Regions from separate parts of the Homo sapiens genome. Here region 1 is linked to region 2. A link is a loop called in an ENCODE intact Hi-C map of the cell type or tissue named here. Cell type or tissue: ovary. All regions are shown on one strand.

What was found. Peaks named below come from ENCODE experiments on the same cell type or tissue, not always from the same donor. Only the 100,000 strongest peaks of a DNase experiment are listed, where the experiment ranks them.
Region 1: it touches region 2 in a loop (2.0-fold over the local background); 2 of 110 quality-filtered maps call a loop at or near these places.

What each region holds. Positions count from the first base shown.
Region 1 is chr17:1,958,141-1,963,140 of GRCh38, forward strand. The region is part of intron 1 of RTN4RL1 (reticulon 4 receptor like 1); the gene reads right to left. Among named protein-coding and RNA genes, the nearest start is that of RTN4RL1-AS1, 57 kb to the right of the region's middle. RefSeq lists an enhancer at 4,646-5,000. In ovary, no CTCF peak of the experiment used is centred here; DNase peaks (open chromatin) are centred at 2,301 and 2,544.
Region 2 is chr17:2,012,321-2,017,320 of GRCh38, forward strand. All of the region lies in intron 1 of RTN4RL1 (reticulon 4 receptor like 1), which reads right to left. It overlaps LOC105371486 (a long non-coding RNA gene), which reads right to left. Exons shown (of 4, transcript XR_001752746.2): 2 at 1,830-1,974. Among named protein-coding and RNA genes, the nearest start is that of RTN4RL1-AS1, 2.9 kb to the right of the region's middle. In ovary, no CTCF peak of the experiment used is centred here; no DNase peak of the experiment used is centred here; H3K27ac peaks cover 230 bases.

The DNA of each region.
Region 1 (5,000 bases), 54 kb before region 2:
GATTGCACCACTGCACTCCAGCCTGGGAGACAAAGTGAGATTGTGTCTCAAAAACAAAAACAAAAATAAAACCAAAGCGAAGTGATTTGTCCAAAATGGTGGAGTCAAGATTCAAACAAGATTGCCGTGGCATCCGACCGTGGGAGGAGACATCTCTCTCCTTAGAGGCCGCTGCTGCACAGAGACCCCTCTCCCAGCATCGGCCCCCGCCAGTGCCCCACCAGGCACCCCGTCCCCACCTCCCATGAGCCGTGTCTTTGCTCCCTTGCCAATAACTTCATTCCTCCCCTGTTTTCATTATTAATTCCCTCTTCTTGTGCTTCACACTCATGAGGCCGGGGAAATGGACAAGGCGGTTGGGGAAGGAAGTGGAAATTCTGTGTAATACCATCATCGGTATCACAAAACTTGTCTTAAGTGCCAGCCCCAGGGATTTGCTGGAGTTGGCACGACAGAGGTGGGGCTGAAGGTCAGATTAAATTGGACTAGTAACCCCAGGGGATACTTGAAAGAGGTTGCTAAAGAAACAGTTCCGGCAGGATCGTGCAGCAGCTGAGGCAGGCAGCTGGCAGCAGCGTGCGGGCCGGCCGGCCAGATCAAGCCTGCTTAGCAGGGCTTGCTGGTGACAGGCCTGGGTTCACACGTCCTCCTCCGGAAGCCTGAAATCTTGCCTTTTCCCCCCAATAATGAGTTGGTATAAAAATGGATCTTGAATAAAATTGTCTGCAGTTTTCAAATTTCAAACTGCATTAGTCAAAATATATCAAATTTCCATGTACTGACTTACCACCTGCTCAAAATCTGATCCTTTTTCAGCTGGAATATATTGAAATATGAATCACCTCCTGAGAGGCAAAAGGGAAAAGACGCGGAGGGTGAGGCCCTCTCAAAACACGCCGGTGGGCGAGCGGGAATCCTGGGCTCCGCTGGGCTCCCCCGGCCTCCACCTGACAATGGCTCCTTTTATTTCCGGGGTGGCCCAGGCCTCTTGGCCACTTCCCTTGATCCTAGGTTTCTGGCTGAGACCCTTATACTCTGGGCAGTCTATGGCACACAGTGCAGAAACTAATCATTTCATGCCTCTGGCCTTTAATAAGCACCTACTATGTGCTGGGTGCTCAGACTCACCAGAGAGGCAGTCCTATCATGGTATTGCTGAATCTAATAGTGTCTTCTTCATCCTAATCTGCTCACCTTGGCAGCACTGGACACAGTTGGCCCTCCCCTCTGGAAACTCTTTCTTCTCTTCTCTTCAGAGACCTGGCTCTGTCGTCTTGTCTGCCTTGCTGCCTGCTTCTTCTTGGTCTGCTCTTCCCGGCCTGATGACCACATACACCTAAATCCCCAGAGCTCAGCCCTTGAAACTTCTCTCTTCTGTAGTCACACCTGTCCCCAGGTGAGCTTGTCCAGGCCCAAGTCTTTGTTTTGTTTTGTTTTGTTTTGAGGCAGAGTCTCACTGTGTCACCCAGGCTGGAGTGTAGTAGCACGATCTCGGCTCACTGCAACCTCCACCTCCCATGTTCAAACGATTCTCACACCTCAGCCTCCTGAGTAGCTGGGATTACAGGCACCCGCCACCACGCCCAGCTAATTTTTGTATTTTTAGTAGAGACGGGGTTTCGCCATGTGGGCCCAGCTGGTTTCGAACTCCTGACCTCGTGATCCACCCACCTCGGCCTCCCAAAGTGCTGGGATTACAGGCGTGAGCCACCGCGCCCAGCCAGGCTCAGGTTTTAAATACCATCTTCATAGGGGTGGGGATTAGACATGTGTTCTGGCTCTAAACTGCAGACCAGTCCACCCGCCTGCCCGCCTGGCACTGCCACGTTAGTATCTAATAAGCAGCTCAAACTCCGATTGTCCTGTGTTCACCGTGTAGGCTTCCCTGTCTCAGCAGGTGACACCTGTAGCATTTCGGCTGCTCAAGCTGGAAATGCAGGTGTTATTCTCCATTCTTCCCTTTCCTTCATCATCTCTTCCTTTAATCCACTAAGTCCCACTGGCCCCACCGTCAAAATACATCCCAAATTCACATCACCCCGCCCCCACCACCCCCACCCTACCCTGGGCCACTCTCTTCTGTTCCCTGGACCTCTGCCGTGGCCACCCTCACTGGTCTCCCTGTTTATATTGCAGCCCCATCACCACCCACAGCCTAAGCACAGCCAGAAGGATCTTCAAAAACAGTAAGTGCTATCATGTTACTTTCCTGCTCGAAATCTTCAGTGGCTTTCCATTGCACCAGAATAAAATGCAGGCTGCTCACCAGCCCACGTCGCCCTCGTGAGCGGCCCCACCTCCCTCTCCAGCCCCGTCCTGCGCCACTCTTCACAGCGCTAGCTGCACTGGCCTCTGTTCCTAGACCACAGCGAGCTCATTCTTGCCTTGGAGGCTTTGTTTTCTTGTAAAATATACACATTTTTATTACAAATAAATAACTAAAAGTTAACATTTTAAAGCGTACAATTCACTGGCACGCAGCATATTCGCAACTATCATCACTATCTGGCTCAGAACGTTTTCCTCACCCCAAAAGGAAACTCCATCCCCCTTAGCAGTCACTCCCCATTCTCCCTCCCCCAGCCCCTGGCAAACACTAATCTGCTGCTTTCTGTCTCTGTGGATTGGCCTCTTCTGGATATTTCATACAAATGGATCATAGCACGTTGGCCTCGGAGTTTTCACACTGACGGTTCCCACGGGGCCCTCTCTGCCCCAGGCCTTTGGGGGACCATCTCCTTCTTAACATTTGTCTTGGCTCAAAAGTCACCTCCCTGTCTCCAGCCGATGCCCACGGCCCCTCTGCTCCTGGCCACTCTCAATGTCATAAGGACCCAGCCCTATTTATTTCCCTTTCAGCACCTAACACTCTCTGAGAGCACCTTGCTTAATTATTTGTTTACACATTTATTGTCTTTCCCCTTGTCGCTCCCTGTGATATCCCCATCCCCGGGACAGGGCCAGGCACCCAGGTAGTGCTCAGCAATTATTTGTGGATTGAATGAGCCGGTTCACTATCAAGCACTCGGATGAAGCCATCTACAAAGATAAAGAAACAGCCAAGGAAGGAAGAAAGCGGTGCTGCTGGGGAGGGGAGGAGTAACCAGGAAAAGTCACGAAGGGAAGGGGGGCCTGGAAGGATGACTAGAAGCTCAGCTGGCCTTCGGGGTGGAAGGGGCATTGGAGGACGACGGGGCAGGGCATTCCAGGCAGAAGGAACCGCATGGGCGGAGGCCTGGAGGCGCGAGAGAGGGAGACAGCAGTCACGGTAGGAGTCACGTGACGGCCTCTCTAGTTTGCAATTTGTCCCCTAACTGATTGGCATTCACTGGCCTCCCACAGAGAGAACATTTAACACAGGTCTGGGAGTTGGGTTTGATACAACACGTAAGGGACTGAGAGGAAAGAAAGGGTGGAGTCTCTTTTGTTCGTTTCTTCTTCCCTCCTCCCACTCTTGTCCTAGTGTGCTCTGGACACCCCACAGACACAAAGAAAAGTAGGCCGGGGCCAGGCGCGGTGGCTCATGCCTGTAATCCCAGCACTTTGGGAGGCCGATGCGGGCAGATCACTTGAGGTCAGGAGTTCAAGACCAGCCTGGCCAACATGGTGAAACCCTGTCTCCACTAAAAATACAAAAAAAAAAAAAAAAAAAAAAAAATTAGCAGGGCGTGGTGGCATGTGCCTGTAATCCCAGCTACTTGGGAGGCTGTGGCAGGAGAATCGCTCGAACCCGGGAGGTGGAGGTTGCAGTGAGCCAAGATCACACCATTGGACTCCAGCCTGGGCTACAGAGCGAGACTCTGCCTCAAAAAAAAAAAAGAAAAGAAAAGAAAGAAAAGAAAGAAAGAAAAGAAAAGCAGGCCGGGCGTGGTGGCTCATGCTTATAATCCCAGTGCTTTGGGAGGCTGAGGTAAGAGGATCACTTGAGTCCAGGGGTTTCAGAACAGCCTAGGCAACACAGCAAGACCCTATCTCTTAAAAAAAAAAAAAAAATTAGCCAGGCGTGGCACGTGCATGCAGTCCCAGCTACTCAGGAGGCAGAGGTGGGAGGATTGCTTGAGCCTGGGAGGTGAAGACTGCCATGAGCCATGGTGCGTTACTGCACTTTATCCTAGATGACAAATCAAGACCCTCTCTGGAAAAAAAAAAAAGAAAGTAAGAAAAAAGAAAAGAAGTAAGAAAGAAAAAGAAAAAACAGACTAGTTACCAGTTTTCTTTTTATTTACTTATTTTTTGAGATGGGGTCTCACTCTGTCGCCCAGGCTGGAATGCAGTGGTGCAATCTCAGCTCCCTGCAACCTCCGTCTCCCGGGTTCAAGTGATTCTCCCTGCCTCAGCCTCCCGAGTAGCTGGGACTACAGGTGCTCGCCATCACGCCTGGTGTAGTTTCCAGTTTTCTGATTTAAAATCATCTTGTAACCACCTTTTAAGAGTCATGGGAAGGCCAGGGGTGGTGGCTCACACCTGTAATCCCAGCACTTTGGGAGGCCGAGGCAGGTGGATCATTTGAGGTCAGGAGTTCGAGATCAGCCCGGCCAACATGGTGAAACCTCGTCTCTACTAAAAATACAAAAACTAGCCGGGCAGGATGGTGTGCCTGTAACCCCAGCCACTCGGGAGGCTGAGGTAAGAGAATAGCTTGAACCAGGAGGCAGAGGTTGCAGTGAGCCGAGATCGCACCACTGCACTCCAGCCTGGGCGGCAGAGGGAGACTCGATCTCAGAAAAAAAAAAAAAAAAAAGAGATGTGGGAAGGTAGGGAGGGCAATGAAGTATATTACAGATCATTGCCAACTCTATTTTATTTTTTTTTTAAGAGACAGGGTCTCACTCAGTTGCCCTGGCTGGAGTGCAGAGGTATAATCATAGCTCACTGCAACCTCGAACTCCTGGGCTCAAACGATCCTCCTGCCTCTGCCTCCTGAGTAGTTGGAATTACAGACATGAGCCACAGCACCTGGCTTGTCAACTGTGTTTTAATGGTCAGAGGAGGGTCCCCGC
Region 2 (5,000 bases):
CTGGCTTCCTGGAGCCACAAGGAACACAGCTGGGCTGCGGTGAGGCGGCCCTAAGGCCCTGCCCAAGCTACTGAGCCCCTCAGAGCCTCGGTATCCTCATCTGTAACTTGGGACTAATGAGACGTGCGTTTTCTGCTTTTAATGAGGCATTGCACAGGGAAAAGTGCGTGGTGTAGGACTCTTCTCTGCATCCTCCTCACTAAAAATTCCCCATTTCCTCCTGGTTCCTGGTACTGTTTCTATTTTTTTCTTTCTCTTTTTCTCCTTCTCTCTCTGTTTTTTTTTTAAGCCCTAGATCACGATTTAATTTCTCTTATGGTTACAGAACAATATAAATATTAGGTTTTGGTACTAAGTTTCTTGTGGTCCAACCTATGTACAATCATTCAATCAACATTTATTAGCCAATCAACTCAAGTCTACTGATCCAGCACTTTTTACCTAATGTCACTATGTGCTATGTTCTTCTTCTTCTTCTTTTTTTTTTTTCTGAGTTGGAGTCTCGCTCTGTCACCCAGGCTGGAGTGAAGTGGCATGATCTCGGCTCACCGCAACTTCCACCTCCTGTGTTCAAGCAATTCTCCTGCCTCAGCCTCCCAAGTAGCTGGAATTATAGGCACACGCCACCATGCCCAACTAAATTTTGTATTTTTAGCACAGACAGGATTTCATCATGTTGACCAGGCTAGTCTCGAACTCATGACCTCAGGTGATCCGCCCTCCTCGGCCTCCCAAAGTGCTGGGATTACAGGTGTGAGCCACTGCGCCCGGCCTGCTATGTTCTATTTTGTGCAGGATGCTGTTTTAGTGGGGTCCTGATAGGAAAGAGCATTTTCAGATTGAGTAATTTGATGAATAAAGAAGAAGAGAGAAGTGAGGGGGACAGGGAAGCCCTAAGAGATAATGTCATAACCACCCCCAACACATACAGACCCCCAGGGCTAAGTGAGGGGGAGCTCTTACTGAACTCACAGGTAGAAAGAGCTGCCAGGAGGGCTAGTGGCAGGGGCTGTGTAGCAGATACTGCGAGGGCCTGCCCACAGCCCTGGCTTTGACCATTTCGGCACACCAGCCTGACTTCCAGCTGCAAAGACTTGCATTTCTTTGCCTCAGGGCTTTCTCTAGCAGCGGAGCTGGCTTTGCTCACCTACAGAGCAGGCCAACTGTGCTGGGAATGAATACCACCACAGGAACAAGACTCAGCCAGTGACCGGTGGGTGCTGGAACATAAATACCCCTGCTCCCTCACCCTGGAACATAAATACCCCAGCTCCCTCACCCTGGAACATAAATACCCCAGCTCCCTCACCCTGGAACATAAATACCCCAGCTCTCTCACCCTGGAACATAAATACCCCAGCTGTCTCACCCTGGAACATAAATACGCCAGCTCCCTCACCCTGGAACATAAATACCCCAGCTCCCTCACCCTGGAACATAAATACCCCAGCTCCCTCACCCTGGAACATAAATACCCCAGCTCCCTCACCCTGGAACATAAATACCCCAGCTCCCTCACCCTGGAACATAAATACCCCAGCTCTCTCACCCTTGGGGTTTGATAGCTTTGAGGTGCGGGTTCTAGACTGCATCCCAAAGCTGTGCAGCAGGGTTAAGCTCTGGTACCCACAGTGGTAATTACTTGACCCAGTGAGTCCCTGACTGGCTTCTCCCCTACTCTGTTTCAACCTCTCACTCAGTTCCTGGCATTTCCTTGGATCATTTCCCAAATAAACTACTTGCTTGAATTTTTGAAACTCAGGCTGTGCTTCTGGGAAAATCTTTCAGTAACCTTTTGGGAGGGACACCCAGTGCCCATGGGGACTCACCCTTGGCCAACCCAGCTGGAAGTGGGAGGGTGTGGAAGCCCACTGTTGAACTTGGACAGGCCAACCCTGGAGGACACAGAGCAGCATGAGGGATCTGGAGGGGCACAGGGTGGAGAAGTTGCAGTCTCCTCATGGAACTCACCAACTGGCGGGGAAGACAGATCACATAAAAGTATTATCATCGCAACAAGGAAGGCTGAGTACCATGACAGGGATGTGCAGAGCCCCACAGAGCTCTCAGGACCCCCCACTCTCCCCATTCAAGGCATGGAGGGACCTTCCCCAGAAGATGTGTATAAGTTGAGACCTGAGGATGGGAGTGCAGGGGAAGCAGCCACGGAGTGTTCTAGGCAGAATGAGCTGCTTGAGCAAATCCTTCAAGACAAAAGAACATGATTCAGGCTGGGCACGGTGGCTCATGCCTGTAATCCCAGAGCTTTGGGAGGCCGACGCAGGCAGATCACCTGAGGTCAGGAGTTCGAGACCAGCCTGGCCAACATGGCAAAACCTTGTCTCTACTAAAAATACAAAAATTAGCCGGGTGTGGTGGTGTGCACCTGTAATCCCAGCTACTCGGGAGGCTGAGGCAGGAGAATCGCTTGAATCTGGGAGACAGAGGTTGCAGTGAGCTGAGATTGCGCCACTGCACTCCAGCCTGGACGACAGGGAAGGACTCCATCTCAAAGGAAAAAAAAAAAAAGAACATGATTCAATTGAATCCAAAGAAGTTCGGTAGACCTGGAGCTCAGAGTTCAAAGCAGTGGGGAGAAAGAAGGCCAGAGCTGTGGTGGGGCCAGGGGGAAGGACATGGCAGGCCATTCCCTGATGAAAAAGGGAATCGCTGAAGGGTTCTAAGAAGAGAGAGACAAGGGCACAGGGCACTGTGGAATCCGGCCGCTGTGTAAGGCCTGGTTTCAGCAAAGGCAAGACAGGAGGCTGCTGGGAGGGTCAGGAGATGATGGTGGCCTGGGCTCAGGTGGAGGCACAGCAGGCAGTGGCGGAGGAGGTGCAAAGGGCATCATGGGAGAAGGGCAGGGCTTCGCGAGGCACGGAGGGTGTGGGAAGGGCAGGGGTCAGCTCTTGGGCTGGGGGTGGCTGGAGAGCAATGGTGCCAGATGCCATGATGGGGAAATTGCGGAAGAGGCAATTTCAGACACGCCGGGTTTGAGAGGCCTTTGAGGCCACCAATGAGGGCACTGGGGGTCGGTGGGCAGGTGGCTCTGGACATCAGAGGCTGGAGACGGGATATCTGGGGAGTCAGTCAATGGCCGGCCACTGCAGCCACGGCCGTGCTGAAAGCCCCCAGAGCCAAGCATGGCGCTGCCCGGGGAGGTGCCACATTGGAGAGGTGGCAAGAGGAGGGAAGCTGGCCAAGACGGCCGAGAGGGGCAGCCGCAGAACCATGGAGGCTGCCATCAGGGAAGCCGGGGAAGCAGGACGGCCAACAGGGCCGATGCCCCAGAAGGTCAAGGAGATAAGGAAAAGGTCTGTCGGGTTTAGTGTCAAGCCAGAGCAGTGACTGTGGATGCCAGGGAAAAAGCAGGGTCTGGCTTGAGGAGTGAGAGGTGAGAATAAGGAGTCTCCAAGTGTGGACAACCCCTTCCTTGATCCGGGCAGAGAGAGCCGAGCGGCCGCAAGGGGTCCGAAAGGAGGGGATGCAACACCCCATCAGCCGCAGGTGACAGAACTCAAACCCCTCGCCCTGTGGACAGCGGACAGTCCTCCTTGTTAACAGGCAACGCTCAGCACACCCAGTGGCTTCCTATATCCTGCTAGGAGGGACCACAGGGGACTCCAGAGCCTCCAAGCTGGAGGGGCGGCCAGGGTGGCACCGAGGCCAAGGGAGGAAGCCCTTCCCCCTGGGTCTGGCTCTGATCATGGCCCCCCTGCCCTGGGCTCTGACATTAGGTACCATTTGAAGAAACTCCTGCTATTGAAAAACCTTTGAAGGCCGGGCGCGGTGGCTCATGCCTGTAATCCCAGCACTTTGGGAGGCCGAGTTGGGAGGATCACCTGAGGTTAGGAGTTCAAGACCAGCCTGGCCAACATAGTGAAACCCCGTTTCTACTAAAAATACAAAAATTAGCCAGTTGTGGTGGCAGGTGCCTGTAATCCCAGCTACTTGGGAGGCTGAGGCAGGAGAATCACTTGAACCCAGGAGGCAGAATTTGCAGTGAGCCAAGATCACACCACTGCACTCCAGCCTGGGTGACACAGCAAGACTCCATCTCAAAAACAAAAACAAAAAACAAAAAAAAACTTTGAAAGACCATTGATCTAGTCATATTACAGATGGGTAAACTGAGGCCCAGAGATGAGGAGACATGTCTGGGGTTCTACTGAGTCCGCCCCAGAGCTGACCGAACACAGCCCCAGGGTGCCAGCTCCGTTGGTCTTTCCACAGCCCCACAGTTCCTGGAAAGGAAAGGGCCGTGACAAGGGCAAAGCCAGGGTTGCATACAGGGCTGCGGTGAGAGACGGAGTCTGGCAGCGTGTGATGAGAGACAGAGAGACGCAGCGTGTGGCATGCGGCACATGCCAGCGACAGGCGGCAGCAGGCGGGCAGGCGGGAGGCCGGGCTGCAGCGCCAGAGCATAGCCATTGTCCCCAGCGTCCGGCCTGCCCAGGTGCCCCTCACTGGCCATCAAGTGACCTCCCTCGGCCCTGCCTCCCCTGAGGCTGGCCAGCTGTAGACCCCAGGCCCACCTCCACACGTGCTCCTTCCTTCTCCCAGCTTGCTCAGACAAGCCCATGAATAGAACATTAAAGGCAAAACCTTCTAAAAGGAAAAGCAGCTCCCTGGTAGGAGTCACCCCACTAAATGTCAAATGCAGAGCAAGGCTTCTTGCCTTGTGCGCTTCTCACTCATGGAGTCACCTTAGCCTCCATATCCCCATCATCCTATCGCCGTATAAATAAATCATGGTCAGAAGAATGCCAATTTCCCCCCAGGGCCTCATGAATCTCTCAACATAAGCATATGTAAAGGCCCCCTTCACTGCGTGCTGGTCCTGGTGCCCAGAAAGAGATAGCAAATCCTGTGGGGATGATTTTGGAGGCAGAAGCAAACTTTCTACCACCTCAGTGGGCTGAAAGTTGGGAGCCCAGCTTTTGTCCTGATTTGGGAAAGACCCTTGCTCACGTAGTTGTCACCATGATGCCACTACCCTC